Linked DNA regions of Homo sapiens: region 1 is linked to region 2. The links are chromatin loops, found by intact Hi-C in ENCODE. Cell type or tissue: dorsolateral prefrontal cortex. All regions are shown on one strand.

The links. Peaks named below come from ENCODE experiments on the same cell type or tissue, not always from the same donor. Only the 100,000 strongest peaks of a DNase experiment are listed, where the experiment ranks them.
Region 1: it touches region 2 in a loop (7-fold over the local background); 5 of 110 quality-filtered maps call a loop at or near these places.

Annotation. Positions count from the first base shown.
Region 1 is chr2:196,478,358-196,486,357 of GRCh38, forward strand. All of the region lies in intron 1 of HECW2 (HECT, C2 and WW domain containing E3 ubiquitin protein ligase 2), which reads right to left. Among named protein-coding and RNA genes, the nearest start is that of HECW2, 110 kb to the right of the region's middle. In dorsolateral prefrontal cortex, no CTCF peak of the experiment used is centred here; no DNase peak of the experiment used is centred here; H3K27ac peaks cover 2,275 bases.
Region 2 is chr2:196,532,588-196,540,587 of GRCh38, forward strand. All of the region lies in intron 1 of HECW2 (HECT, C2 and WW domain containing E3 ubiquitin protein ligase 2), which reads right to left. Among named protein-coding and RNA genes, the nearest start is that of HECW2, 57 kb to the right of the region's middle. In dorsolateral prefrontal cortex, a CTCF peak has its summit at 3,359; a DNase peak (open chromatin) is centred at 2,124; H3K4me3 peaks cover 810 bases; H3K27ac peaks cover 5,787 bases.

The DNA of each region.
Region 1 (8,000 bases), 54 kb before region 2:
ACAGATGAGTCTCCTGGCTGCTGGTCTGTGATGGTATTACTACTTTTACTGTCCAGTGATATAAAAAGCAGGTTTCACATTGCCCAGTAGCTTTGCAGTCACTGTTATCTATCTAGTTCTTTAAGTTTAAACATTCTGTTACTTATACCCAACAAACTGAGTGGATTAAAACGGTATCTTGAACGGGAATAATTATTATTATCACTATTCATTTTAACTTCACTCTCAACAGTTACTTTTTACCTAATCCCCACAAACATTTTCATGAAGAACTTATCATTAAAAAAAGTATGTCAAAAGAGTCAGAGGAGACCCCCAACTCAGCAGAAGAAGCAATCCAGCCCTACAATGGAGGACAGGGCAGTTTAAGGCCCTAGAAAGCTACCTTCCTCTCTATGTCATGGGAATTTCTGTGCTGATGTGCATCCCCAAATAGAAACTCACCCACAGCACCAGTTAGAACAAGCAGGAGCCAGGGCTACAGCCAAGACAACCTCTATTTGTGGTACATAGAAGAGGGGTCATCTTACGGCAAACTTGATGATTACTGGGTTTTATCCCAAGAGAAAGAAGAGGCCAAGCGGCACTCATTAGGACCCCACTTTGTGAAGAGCAACACAGCCAATGTGAGGGCCAACAAGAGGGGTACATAATTCAGAACAATACAGTAGAGCATCAGCTCACTCCACTGGGATGCAAAGTTTCCCTCTCCTTTTCCAATGTAATGGATAAAGAAGAAGTGGTGCAGAAAATTGATCACTGCGAGCACATACAAGTTGATGGCAAAATAAGAAAGTGAACCCAGGGCCTTTCACACCACTTCTAACTCTATCTCAGCCACACATCTTCTCCTTCTCTCCCAAAAGGAAATTTTTTATCTAAAACCCCCAAAGTACCTTTGGCACTTGGCATAATATTCATCATTCTGTTATAGACATAAAAACAACAAGGAGCAATAATTTATGTTTGGCAGCAAGATTGCATGCTCTTTCACTGCCAAGGTCCTGAGGCTTTCATCAGTAAGGAGTTTCCAATCTCCAGAACAAGAAGTGCTACTGGCATTTGGGTGGAACAGTTCTTCCTTGTGCAGGGATGTGTCCAGTATTGCAGAACAGTGTTCACTAAATTCCAGTAGCCATTCCCAGTCACAATCAAGATTGCCCCACCACATTTCCCAGGCTGCCTCTAATTGTGAATCACTGGATCACTGGACCACAGCTATGCATTCTGTCTCATTGGCTGAGTCTCCACTCAATGCTTAACCAAGCACATTACACTGTGTTAACACAGTACTCAATATTTCCAAGGACAAATTCAGGATCTCTCTCCTCTCCCTCCACCAGCAACCTCTCCAGATCTCCTTATTTCTATAATAGAACCCTGACCCAAGAGCTCTGAGTTATCTTTGACTCTTCCTACCAGCCCCAATTTTCTTTTCCATCTTGCCCTGATTTTCTACTCCTGTTACCATCCTCTTGCCTGAAGAACTCTTAGCTTGTCTCTTAAATGGTCTCCCTCCTTCAGAGCATCCTGAAACTACTTCTACTGTCTTCAACTCTATTTATGCATTATTCATGCTTAGAAATATTTAAAGGACTCTCTATTGCCTAGTAAATTAAATGCTTTGACCTAGAATTTGAGAATTTTTATAACATGACTCCATTGTCTTTCCTGGCACACCACTGCCACTCCCCCCAAAATACCTATTCTCCAATCTGTATATTCTTCCCCAACCAGGTTCCAATCTCAGCCATATGTTTTCCCCATCACTTCCAATTAAAAAACAAAAAAAAAGGTGTCTGTCTGAAATATCTTTCCACACTCCTACTCAAATCACATCAGTTTGGGGGGTCCCTCTCGTGTAGCTTTGCCAACTTCTTTAATATAAGATTTCTTTCTCCTTTTATCTGCCCTTCCACACACAGTTTATACTTGGTTATCCTAACATACTTCTCTTTGTGCTCATTTATCCGCTGTAGTGAAAAAACATCCTGAGGTTGTTTGCCACGTGGTGAGACAACCTGACTTCTATTTAGGGATCCCTTTCCCCCCAACTCTCAGTCCATTAAAATTGGGCGAGGCCTCCCTCAAGGCCCCAAGGGTAGAGAAGAGGATCCCAGCCTAGGACAGGTAGCATATTCCATCCCCCAGCCACAGTGATGGGTTCTTGGATGTGGACATTGTACAAGTCAACAAGACAGTGCTGGGACAGAACTCAGTCCGTGAGTTTTCTTCAAGAACTGGGAAGAGCACTGAATAGGGAGGATGGAGAGCTGGATCCACTGCAGGACACAGAGCTGAAAGGTGAGAGACCTTGTCTTGGCAACAATGCCACGCAAAACCTAGTCTTATACTTGAAATTTTCAGTGACGTGAGTAAAAAATATTCTCTTCTTGCTTAAGGTCCCTCACAATCACAGAGTCCTGCTACACCATCCTTTCTATTGTCTACTGGCTAGTTAAGCAGAATGTCTGATCCTGACTCATGTTTCCCTCTGTGCATAGCTCAACTGAGTTACTGTACATGAGACACATGTAGATAGACATACATGCATTGTACTTGTTAAGTACTGGTACTCAAGAAATATTTTTGACATGAATTAGAGAATAGATAGTTTAATTGTGAGGAAAAAGAGGAGTTAATTTTAGCCCTTTGCAGTCTCTTTAGTCATCACCTTATCACTTGTAGTCAGTAGACACTGAAAAGCTTTCATTAGCAAGTTTCAAGAAGGCTTTGGATTCACAATTAAACTCTTCTGTGAAAACCCATGCCTGCTTTCAGGACTGCTTAAGTACTAGTGGCATATGGTAAAGCAGGTGTTTGGCAGCCAATGTTTTTTAAAAGATCTTTTGAAGACCACAAACTTGTTTATCTTTCTAAAATTAGGTGGAATGTCACAATTTTAGCTTGGCCTCCCCAACCCTTTCAATTACATATTAATTTCATCCTTTTTAGGAGCCATAGGCTTATAGGTGCTGCCAAAAGAGATACAGTTATGCTTGTATTGTTCTAGGCGAAAGTAAGCTTCACAGTTGCTATTTGTGCCCTAGAGCATAAATGCTTTGGAAAAATAAGCACATATGTGCTCTGCCACATTGCAATATTGTGGACTCATTCACAGTGGAAACCACCGGCAGACCATCTCCCTAGAGATCTCACAGAGTATTGCTCATTCTGGGATTAACTGACCATGGTTCAAGCCCTCAGGCTTGCAAGCTCAAAAACATATTGTGGCATTCCTCCAAACTGAATATATCTTCAAAGACGGACTTTCATAAAACAAGCTTACAGACCAAAACAGAAATTCAAAATGTGAGTTTAATTTACAATAAAAAATAACTATCACAAGAATCAGAAAACTTAAAGTTCCCCTAATCACTACATTCTCTCCTGTAGCTAAGCTATATGGAAGACAAACCATGGTCATTAAGATTGCTTGGGTGAACACTGAAATCAGATAAAAAGGGACTTACATGCTCTTACCAAAGGTATTTCAGATGAGACACCTTAAGAGACTGTTCCCATAAAAATCCAAGAAAATTGACCACCACTCCCATCCCATGGAAAGAACTACCTGCACAATGTCCAAGTTCTCACTTTTTCTGTATGCCTTCTAACTACCTTCTCTTCAGGGTGGGATACATAATTTGCAGGGCTTAATCCAAAATAAAAATGTGAGTTTCCTTGCTGAAAAAAATAGGATGAAAGTGCCATTAAAGGCACCAAAGTATAAATTTTTTCCTTTCTTCTGTGTCTCTCTTTCAACCTCTCATGGTGCTTTTAAATTGCTATTAATATCAAACTCCCTTGAGCACAGGGATACTCACAGGGCCAATATGGACCCTCATAGGCATGCAAGGGCCTTGTCCCATGATCAAGGGCATAAGTGTGCAACCCATCAGCTATAGGGCTCCCCCTTCTGCAAGTTATTGGACTGACGGTGCCAACCCAGAGGTGGCGGGCCTGAGCCAGGCATCTCCCCTTGCAAAGGAGCATGCTGCCCTGCTCATGGTGGACAGGCAACTCCAAGGGATTACAACCTCTGTGCTGGGATGCACTCAGCACCTGAATCAGGAATGAGTGGGAGGCTTGCCACTGTTGCTTGCTGAAAGAATGATGGCACTGCCAGCTGGGAGTGGGGACAGCCAGCACCATGCCTACAAGATACCACAGGGTATTCATAGCAGACATTGACCCTCCTGCTCCCAGACTCCAACTAGGGACAGAGGGTAATAGTGGTTGCTTGATGGTGGTGTCAAAGGGAGGCCAGGAGAGACAAGGGTACCAGGGGGCAGGGGAGCTGGCTGCTGAGCATCTGTCCTGGGAGGCAAGGAGGTGACAGAAGGCAGAGCTCCATGCTGCTGACGCATGCTCCACTGTCCTATTGGACTTCACTTACAAAATCACAAATTCAAGAATAAAATCACTAAGAATTCAAGATAGCAACCACAGAGCACTGAGCCCCAAATGCAGAGCCTTTCTGAGTGGGATGCCCTATGTGACTCACTGGTTACACATCGCAACACCAGCTCCACTTCTCTGACTTTTTGTTTCCTTCTCAGTGTCCTTGGGTGTGACACAACTCTAACATGCAAATATAGTCCAGTTTTGCCAACAGCTACAACTCGTTGGCTTACCTCGAGAAAACTAAGGTGTCCCTTTAATGAACAAATTATTTTCAGACTAGTATTTTAAAAGCTAAGCAACATCCACAATGTGTGTTGATTTCATAGTTGTAAAAAAAAAAAAAAAAAAAAGCACCCTCATTTATCGTGTTTCCAACCCTGGTGGTAGCCTCCAAATACTGACAACATAGACAACTTGACAAGCATAACAATAATATGGGATTGAAACATGCCTTCATAATGCATTAATCTCTAATAATTTATTTACTCGATGGATATTTAATAAATCTTGTGTGTCTACATGCCAGGCATTATGCTAAGCTCCATGTTACAAAAATCAAGAATTATACAACTCCTTGAAGAATGAAGACTGCTCACTGAAATAGAGAAGACAGACACAAAAATTGACACTTTAGTTTGATAAGTGTGACAGAATCAATTGCCATGGAACACAAAGGGAAAACATCTAACCCTGCTGAGTGGGACAGGGAGGAGGTTTACCAGACCCTTCCCATTTAGTAGAAACATCTTTCTCAAGAAAACCGATAGTACCTTGGAGTTACAGTCCTTTTCCTACAAACTTTCAGAATCCAGTAAGTGAGAACACACCATCACCTCTAAAGTATAAGTCTTACCAAAAATATCAAACCCTAATTTGCTCATGCCTCCAGTTTCAACTACCAATTTACAAGAAATACAGGGGACAAGGAAACATATTAACCAAACCATAAGGGACACATTCAGCAAAATCCAAACTGTGGGAAATTATACTAGGAAAAATAACTCAATTTCTTTGAATCTTAAATTGCAATGTGGAGGAACACTTATTAAATAAAAAGAGACTTTAAAAATACATCAGCCACTTGCAAAGTGTGGACCTTCTGTGAAAGGTTTTTGAATCTTTTGAGGGGGAAAAAACATGACATTAATGAGACCAAGATATTTAATGAAATTAAGGAACCGTTCATTTTTAGATGTTATAACAGTGATGTATGTATGGTTAAAAAGGCAAGACAGAGTAATGGCTGAGGGTCCAGGCTTTGAAATCGTTTTCTGATTGGAAGTATCTCTTCTGAGACTGGGTAACAAAAATTTGGGTAAGTTTCCAGGTAAGTTTGGCTTTATGTCCTCTCTCTAAAATGGGAAATAATAATAGTTGTTGCTTCATTAAGTTGTTGGAGGTTTATAAGCTACAGCATGAAGAAGTGCTTAGTATAGTGCCTGGTTCACAGTGAGCACTCATTCCATGTATATTACTATTAAGATGTTTAGGAACTTTTTAAAACCTTGCTATTGATTCCACTCAGCTCAGTTACTCTAATATCTGAACTAGGTTACTCCTCTTGCAACTTCCATATACTGCACACTCATTAAGTGTTCAAAACTTAAGGTTTTTCTTTAGAATTTATGTTTAAAATGACTTTGCTCACAATCTCTCTCAGGTTGCTTACACAGCGTGATCCTGAAGGCTGCCCAGCACACCCTGAACCTGCAGGACTGCACTTAATGGGAGTTCACTATTCACTCTGCGGTCCCTCCTCACAGTCACCCTATTCTGCTCCTGCCCTCCCAGCAGCCAAATCCACAAATCCCTGTTCTTATCCTTCACTGCCCTATAGACTTAGATAATACCATCCCAGGAATCAAGGGGTCTCCAGAAAATGGCTCTTGTTCATCTCCTAAACTAAGTCTTTTTGGGTACAACCTATTTTGGTTCATACATTCACCCCCTAATACACCCCATGCCAGGCACCGCCCTCCCCAACCCCGGGGAGTGGCAAGTTCATACTTCATTCACTCCACATGCCAAATCACAGAGGACTCCGAATGTACAGGCAGGACTTTCAACTTCATCTTGAAAACTATGAAAGTGATGGAGGGATTCAAGCATGAAAGTTAAAGATTCAATGCGGTAAGCAACCCTCCGGCTGTACTTTGGGTAGGTAGCAAGATGAAACTGTTAGAGGTTCTGTTGCAGGATTCTAGGTCAAAAGTGAGGCAAGTCTGAATCAACCCAGTATGGTTGGAGAGCAGGGGAGAAGAGGACAGAGTTATCAGTCAGCAAGGAGGAAGGGCCAACAGGGCTGAGTGTGATTACTGAGAGGAGGAAAAGTCCAGAATAACTCCCCACTTTCTTAAGAGTGGGATCACAAGAGAAAGAGCCATTGGAGAAAAGAAAATATCAAAAAAAGAAGAGTTCTATTGGAGCACCGAGTGTGAGGTATCTGTGAAATACTGAAGTGGGGGTCTCCAGAAAGGTGTGGCTTAGAGAAGCTGAGTTGGGAGCATAGCACACAGCTGAAACCAGAAAAAGAAGAATATCAGGTCAAAGACAAAACATGGTAGAACATTGTCTTGGTCCGTTTTACTGCTATAACAAAATACCTAAGACTGGGTAATTTTAAAAGAACTGAAATTCATTTCTCACAGTTCTGGAGGCTGGACGACCAAGATCAAGGTCCCAGCAGGTTTGGTGTCTAGTGAGGGCAAGGTCTCTCTGCTTCCAAGATGGTGCCTTGTTGTGTCCTCACAGGTGGAGGTGGAAGGCAGGGGGATGAGACAGCAGAGACGGCTCTGCACCCTCATGACTTACCTCCTATAGGCCCCACCTCTTAACATTATCACATGGTGATTAAGTTTCAACACCAAATTTTGGGTGATATCCAGACCATAGTAAACATCAACACATAACAAGGGGACCGAGGAAGGCGTGTTTAGGAAAGCTACTGGGAAGGAACTGGCCAGAGACATGATCATAAGGAAAATAAGATGATGTATCACCATAAAAGCCAAGGCTTACAAAAGTAATTCGTAAAACAATAAAAATGAGGGTAAAGAAGAAAAATGTGATCAAAAGTGTGAGGGAGGAAGATATTTAGAAAAATAAAATGGAGACCCAGGCATGGTACCACGCATCTGTAGTCCCAGCAACTCAGGAGGTAGACACTTTCAAAACACAGGAAGCTATTCCCTGAATCAATTCAGAATTAGCTTGCATCATACATACCACACTATTCGTAACTCTTACCAATACCAAATATGGCACCTATAATTTCCCCACTATATCTCACAAAAATAGTGTGAGAAACATGGCAATTTTTGTGGGTTTTGTAAAGGGTCTGGTGATAGTCTAGATTGGGATACTGGCTACGTGGAACATGTCTGGTAGGAAAGTTATGAATAAGGAAGGAAGGAAGCTTAATAGAAGGGCAAAGAGCAATTCTAAACGTGAGAAAATGTTCTAGAAGTTCTAGCTGGAGCGTTTACATGGAGTCACAACATTTCTCTATGCAAACTAAATGGTATTTTCACAGCTCTCCAGAGCCTCCCTGCTGAGCTGCTTGCATGTTTCCTAACCTTGATGTCAGCCAGTGG
Region 2 (8,000 bases):
TGCACATTCTGCACATGTAGCCCAGAACTTAAAGTATAATAATTTAAAAAATAGTATGTGCAATAGGGAATAAAAGTTAATATTAAAAAAAAAATTACCATCTTCCAGGGCACATTCCTCCACACTGGCTACAATGACCTCTGGAGAGATCTTATCAACTACCTTGCTATCATCTATATTTATTGCTTATATTATTTTATTTTACTTATAGTAACACTAGTAAGGAGAAGGAGAGCAAAGAGGTGGGGAAAAGAGGAGAAGGAGGAGGGACACATTAATTTGGCATAACTTAGCGTGGCTCAGTGAACTCTTCTGTCTAGGCTGCTCCCCAAGATATCTTATTAAGAAAATACACTGAAAATATTTGGGGAAGGAAGTTGAAGAAAGTCAGATAACATACAGTTTCTTCAGCTATCATATTAATATTTTTAGGTGCATACCATGTAATTTTTCTGGTGTGGAGACCAACTGAATTTCCCCTTACTATTCTTACCTTAAATAAGATTACAATTGCATCTTAGTCATGTTTGTTTTAAGACCAAAACAGATGCTTAGCTACTATGTTTTAATTATTTGTGGTAACCAGGAATTGGACAGCTGATCTTTTGGTGAACTTATAAATTATAATGTTATGAAAATGTTCAAACAGGTAATCTTAACCTCTGTAGAGAAACTGTAGCAAAGATCCCTATGTTGATTACGAATTAGCAACCAATGACCTCTATCTATTTCCAGTGTTAAGTTTCTAGCATAAAAATGTTTATTATTGACGTGGGATAGAGCCCCTTCCATAACAGGAAGCAACCTCAACCACCACAAATGAAACTTGCCCTTTAAATTATTTTGAATCACAACAGCCAAGAGACTACTCATCTTTTTTTGTGTGTGTGGGGGGGTATCTTTTATCTAATTCTCAATTCTTCCTCCACCCTCCTGCCTTCCCCTTCAGTTTGCAGGCTGCAGGATGGAAGAGCTTCTATTCCTTAATCTCAGCAAAGTCATATGTATCCTTGTCCATGACACTGGAAAAGGAATATATATATAGGTGTAATTTCATTCTTTATTTTCCATTAACAATGTGTTTAACTAGACAAGAAGCTCTGTTACTGTCACCTTAAACTAGCCTGACTTTTTTCTGGCTCAACTTATCTCACTGTAAAACAGTTATAAGGTCAATGGTAGACTCGAGAATTTAATTAAGTGTGTAAGATGAAAGCTTTACAACTGCTTCCATTTTGCTTTGTATCAAGAACAAGAAACCAAATTTTTCTTAGGACTAAAATATAATACTAGCTTTCTGGAAAATAATTATTGTACATAATTTATAACCTCATTGCTATGAACCACCTTACCTAGTGCATCTGCTACTTTGATACTGTTCATGAGCTGTCAGCTGGGCTGGGGATTTGATTTGTTTTTCTGTTGCTGCTCCCTGATTTACTGTTGCACATTATTCCCAGAATCCTGATTTCATTTGCTTTCACTGATAATATGTATCTGCTAAGAAGTCCCAACTTTGTGTCTAAACTAAATGAGATCAGACAATTTGAAAGTAGTATGTATAATTTTAGCATCCTTTACAAGATCAGGTATTTATAGTTCTATTTCACAGAAGTATTTCCTGACCACAGGAAAGCTTCACTCTCACTGTAAATGAGTCTTCGGTGTGTGTCAGGGCCTCCGTTTTTGTGCAGGAAAAAAAAAAAAATCTTTACTCTACTTTGTTCTTCAACTATGTAGCCCTTCCCTGCCTCATGCACTAAACTGCTCATATGTCAGCATTAATAAACAGGTATAAATTATTAGTAGCAACGTACTCTGAGATCTCAATTCAGTGAGTGTGAAATACTAGGGAGGAATTTGTTACTTTTCTTCTCTTTAAATAATATATAGCCTAAGGAGCATGGAAGAATCTTTTCAGCCTCAGAAATGAGAACGGGGTTGAAATGATAGCTGAATCTTCTTCTAGTCTCTGATGCCTCACTCCATCTCCCATAAATATCAGAAGAGAGTCTGCATATTCTGGTAAATGTAGGCCAGCTGCTGTGACGCAGGAGGGAGAGCTGGGGCTTTGAGATATAAATTTTTCAAAGAGCTAAAAGTAGCTCCCAAGAACCTGCTTAACACAATCGCCTGCCCCGGCCTCAGAAAGCACTTCCATTGTCAGTCTCTACTGTGAAACAAGATGCTGCTTGCTTTGCCTACTCCAGTGGCTTCACCTGGCAGGGTGTGGCTGACTAGAATGAGCGGGATAGGGTAGACATCTCACTGCAAGTCCAAGATACCAAAATCAAATCCTATTTCAATTGCCACTTAGTTCTCCACATCTTAATGGAGAAATTTTTGAAACAGCAAATACTAACTTAACAAAGTGGCTAACTCCCCAACTAATCTATGTCCCCTTCAGTCTATACCAATTTGCACGACAAAACGATTAGGAAGAAAACAAATTGTCAATATAACAAAAAAAAAAAAACAAAAAACCCACTCTCCTTCAACTGCTAAAAACGCTAGCCCCTAAAACTCACATTTAAAGCTTCATCAGTTTCATTTCTCACAACACTCCCATAAGAGAGAAAAATAGATTTCCCAGTTTGTGAAAATCAGTGCTGTATTCATAAAGCTGGCAAAGACTCCAAATGAAGAAACACAAAATCAAGATCAGTACTAAACTAGATGTGGGTGGATCCTTGCCACCACTGTGAGAACTGCAGCCTGTTTACCATGCTAGTTTTGTTATTCTTAAGCGCCACTTCAAACATAATGTATAGCAAAGGACAAGATTCCAAATACATCAATGTTAAACATGTAATACCATACCACATCAAATTTACATGCAGCGGTTAGAGTGGTGAGTTTGGTATAATGCCTTGGATAACATACTAAAAGATAAGAGACTTACTAAAGGCAAATTATAAGGCAATTTAATTATAAGGCTCAAGCACACTGCACTTAGATCCTGTAAGTGAGAATGCTGCATCAAAATCCCTTATCCGCTTACCACATACCTTTCTGGGTCTAATGTCTGTGGCACAGTCGACCCTAAATGTGTACATAATAGTCCTGGATATTCTCTGCCTTACCCTCTCCTCATCGATCCCAAATCATCACAGTCACCTTGGAAATGCAGAGGTGCTATGAGTTCAAAACTAGCAAAAACAGAGAAAGCAGAAACAGTTTAGAAGAAGAGACTCCAGGGACAAACTGCCATAAATTATTTTATGCTGTCCCTTCACGTTTGTCTAGAATGTTTGAAATGGCTCATTTTGTTATGATACATTGCCTGAGATGTCATCAATTAGAGATCTGAGTTAACAAGTATTATGTGTTAAAAAAAAATCTACCTCCAGGGGGATCACTAGACTATGAAAAATACAATCAGATTGCTTTCCACTCTAACATCTATCAAAGAACCACAGAGAGGAAAAAATGGTTGATAGAGGCTAAATAATTTGGGAGCACTTTAGAACAACCTGGAAAGGTAATGTGTGCCCTTAGGACTTACATGACTTCCTAAAAACTTTTGGAAAATAAATACCAATTTTTCTAAATGGCCAAGGGTGGGCATGAAGGACACACTGAACAAGCCGATAATTAATAGGTCTCATCAACCAGTAACCTGATCTGTAAACACTTTGATGCTCCTGTAAAACTTACGGGATGGGACCCTCTGGCTTTAAAGAACTTCTGAGTTCATTAGTTTTCTTGGTACACCTAGGTGCATGGTTTGCCACTCTGAACTGTAGCAGCTGTGAGAGTATTCTGCATAAGGGACTACTGTAAAGGCCACTGGACTACATGAGAGAGCTGGAAAGATCAGAAATGTCAGTGGGCACTTGCTTTCCAGAGGATGTGTCTAAAGCCCACAGATACTAAAAGTTGGCATGCTCAGCCTCACAAAACTCCTGCTGCCTATGTATCTCTGTTCCCACCAACCTTAAAAATTCCTCTACCGACAAGCGAAGAAGCAATTTTAAAAAACTTTTGTTCCCGATAACCACTAGAGTCTGCCATTTTGTTCCCAGACCCCCTCCAAGGACTAATCTCCAGCTTGAAGGAAAAAAGGAGATTATAGATCTCAAAAAGTCACACAGCAAATAATCTTCAGGAGCACATAATCCAACTCTCTGGACTAGGGGCTGAGAGCCACAGAGTCAGTTATTCCCATCATTAATCTGCTAAATGGCCACTGTGCTACTCAAACTGAGCATCAATACACCAAGTTAGAAGGCCACTGAAACTCATTTGATCTTTGATGGCTGCATTGGTGGTTGTGTTGGATGAAAGACAGCAGCCACTGTAACTGAGCAAGTCCAGAGGTCCCCAAATTCACTAGGGACACAAATCACTCACATCTCACAGCTTAATCACCTAATCTCAAACATACGAGGCCAGGAAAGATGAAATTAGTAAAAAGAAAGCAGGGGCGAAAACCAATTCCTTTCTGTTCAATTTTGCCTAAAATCATTTCCATCCTAGGAAGAAGGAAGAAAGCTATTCTTCTTCCTTCTCCCTCCATATCTCAGGCCTCCTGCTCCTAGGAAAGAACAATTCAGTTCCATATGGGGTGAGTGAGCTTTGGTGGAAGAACCTGAACATCTAAACACTACAATAGAGTTTCCAGGAAAATGTGCTCCTAGACATAAACAGAAAACTGACAAAGCGATACTGGGGAAACCTGTGTGGAAACTGAGAATGTGCTGTCCATGTATGGGGACAGGGTGGGAGGTGGGAAGATGGAAAGCCTCACGATGGAAGCCAATAGATCCAAGAGGAATTTAAACATCCAACCCAGAGACCGGCGAGCTACATTCAAAACGTTTCCAATTCAGTTGAAGCTGGAGATCAGGAGGCAGCAAAGCTCTTGGCCTGCCAAGCAGACCAGACAGGGCACAGATGATTATAATTATGAAAACATGTCTAGAAAACCAGGGACAGCATGAACCAGGACGGACAACAGGAGAAGCTGAGGTGTGGCTGAACGGTACTGGTGTCAGAGGCGTTCGAACCAGAGCAACTCCATCTTGAGTGAGGGCTAGGAAAATGAGGCTGAGACTTGCTGGGCTGCATTCTCAGAAAGTGAGGCATTCCTAGCCTCTAGATGTTTATGGTTAAGGGAACAAATTAATCATGTTTACTAAACAGACCCAGACTTGGGAGTGTCCAGATATCCCGATATCTGGAGAACAAAGGCATTCCCAATTTTTCTTTGAAGATAATAATATTGATTCTTGCAAAATATAGCAATTGAGAAAATTAATCCTTTATCACAAACCCTTGTAACAGAGCCCATCTCCCCATATATACCAGCATTGTAGCTAGGGAACCTCCTACTCTGTCTGTGGAGTAGCTGTCCTTTCACCACTGTACTTTCTTAATAAATTTGCTTTTACTCTGCACTGTGGACTCGCCCTGAATTCTTTCTTGTGGGAGATCCAAGAACCCTCTGTTGGTGTCTGGATCAGGACCCCTGTCCTGTAACACTCGTACTCAACAGAAAGACGAAGGAGTCCGACAGAGACAGTCAAGTACCTGCATCGTTTCTCTACCTTACAAAGATTGCTCCCCTGTAACCTCTCCACCTCCTTCCACAAAACGATTTGACCTGAGGCATATCCTCCACTTTTTCTGATAAAGACAAACAAGGAAGGTGATAAAGGAACCAGTGGCTGTCAATTTTTAGAGTGTCACTGAGCACTTGGAGAGCTTGTTTAAAATTAAGAACGCCAGGCCCTGTCCCAAGAGATTCTGTGATACAAGCAGTTCTGGATCACACTTTGGCAAACACTGAACTGCGGTGAGGGCAGTAAAAAGGGTAATATGCTAGCTGGCATAGCAGCCCTACATTCATTCTGGCAGCGTAAAAGGTACACCGCACTTAGCAGTCCTCAGAGAGGTTTTGGGAAAGTTCTTTACACTCCTGTCCCACAGTACATTTTTGGGAGATTTAGGATGGCAGCTTAGATTAGTCTTGTATCAGGGAAGCCACCCTGGAGTTTGGTTAGTCCCAGACTTAACCAGTGCCCCTCTATACCCAGCCTTGAGTATGTAAGAAAAAAATGACTTGTCTTATTAAAAACTTTCAGTTTAAAAAAACTATAACAGTCTCATGAGCTAACATGTTCTGACAATTTTGCTTTTGCTCGTATAAGTTTTTCTCCCAGGTACCTTCATTTTATATGAAGGACAGCTCCAGTGATAAGAAAGGCCAGCTGGCAGGCTGCTCATCAAAACTCACCAGCAATAAAAGCTTAGCAGTCACCTAGGAACCAGCCGCCTCCTCTCTACCAATCAACGCACCACCACAGCAGTTTCCTCGGAGCTCAGGTACTCTTTGAAAGTGGAAAAAATAAAGGGTTTCCTAAATATCCCTGAAAAAAGACACCAAGTGCTTCCAACAGTGAGAAGTGGTGGTCTGAAAGGGAAGACTCGATTCAACTTTTTTAGTCCTAAAAGTAAGGAACTATTGCCCAAAAGGCATGAATAGTGGCAGAAGTCCAGAAGTGCCCTGGAGTCTTAAGCCGAGACTAAAGGTAGTTTGGTGGAGAAACTCTGAGCACTCCTAAGTTCTTGTCTGGGGTGCTCAGTCCCTGTAGGATCTCGGGCAAATCACTTAACCTCTCAGGCTCATTTTTACAAACCTGTGAAATGAGGGAACTCTTCCCTCCCATCCTTCCTCACAGGAAATGTTAAGGCTTACATGTCAGGAAACGTGTGACAACTTTCCATAAAATGTTGGTCAATAAACAAATACTTTTACGTAGGCCGGACGCAGTGGCTCATGCCTGCAATCCCAGCACTTTGGGAGGCCGAGGCGGGTGGATCATGAGGTCAGGAGATGTAGACCATCCTGGCTAACATGGTGAAACCCTGTCTCTACTAAAAAAATACAAAAAAATTGGCCGGCTGTGGTGGCGGGCACCTGTGGTACCAGCTACTCAGGAGGCTGAGGCAGGAGAATGGTGTGAACCTGGGAGGCGGAGCTTGCAGTGAGCCAAGATCCAGCCACTGCACTCCAGCCTGGACAACAGAGCAAGACTCCTTCTCAAAAAGAAAAAGAAAAAAAAGAAAACAAATACTTTTACGTGTACGAGTAATCTCACATGAGGGTCCCTTTGGAAGGGCTTGAACTTGCCTTAAATCTTCCTCAATCAAGTAAGTATTTTGTTTATTAGTCCTTGAGAGAATCTGAATATAAGATAGGTTCAATAGCACAAAAGGAAAGGAATTTTACCACTTTTAAAAAATATAAAGTGAAGAGGCTACCTCTGAGCACTGCAAGGATATGTGGTACATGAATATGCCTTGTTTAATTATAGAGAATTCCAAAACTGATACTATCTTTTGTTTTGTTTTTCCCATGTAAAAAGGTAGGAATGTTTCCCAAGCTATTCAGGACAGCGGATGAATGAGCAGTCACTTTGTTTTGACGTAGGTACAGCTGGAGCACTATGTATGTACTGTCTGAACTACTTTGACAAAAGTAGGCTTTTTAATGTAACAAGATAAGTCAACTTGAGTTGTACTATATTTTTGGGAATTCATTCACTACAACTTGTAACTGTAAACATTGTACTTCAAATGTTTTGTACTTTTCCTTCAATACAATTTTTGGGGGAAAAAAGATTAAAATTTTTTAAATAAACAAATATTTTATCATCATGAATGTTACTCCTTTAAACTTTTAAAAACTGAAAGAGCAAGTAGTTGTTCTACTTATTAATGACTTATCAATCTTTAAATTACTCCCCTAGAGAAATCTGTTAATGTCAATGACATTGATCAGAATTTAATAATCAAGTAAGAAAGGGGTATTTGTGTTTAAGGAATATAATTTATTTTTCTTTCTTTTTTTTATTTTTATTTTTAGAGACAGGTTCTCACTCTGTCACCTAGGTTGGAGTGCAGTGGCAAGATCATAGCTCACAGTTCACTGTCATCTTGAACTTCTGGCTCAAGTATCCTCCTGCTTCAGCCTCCCAAGTAGCTGAGACTACAAG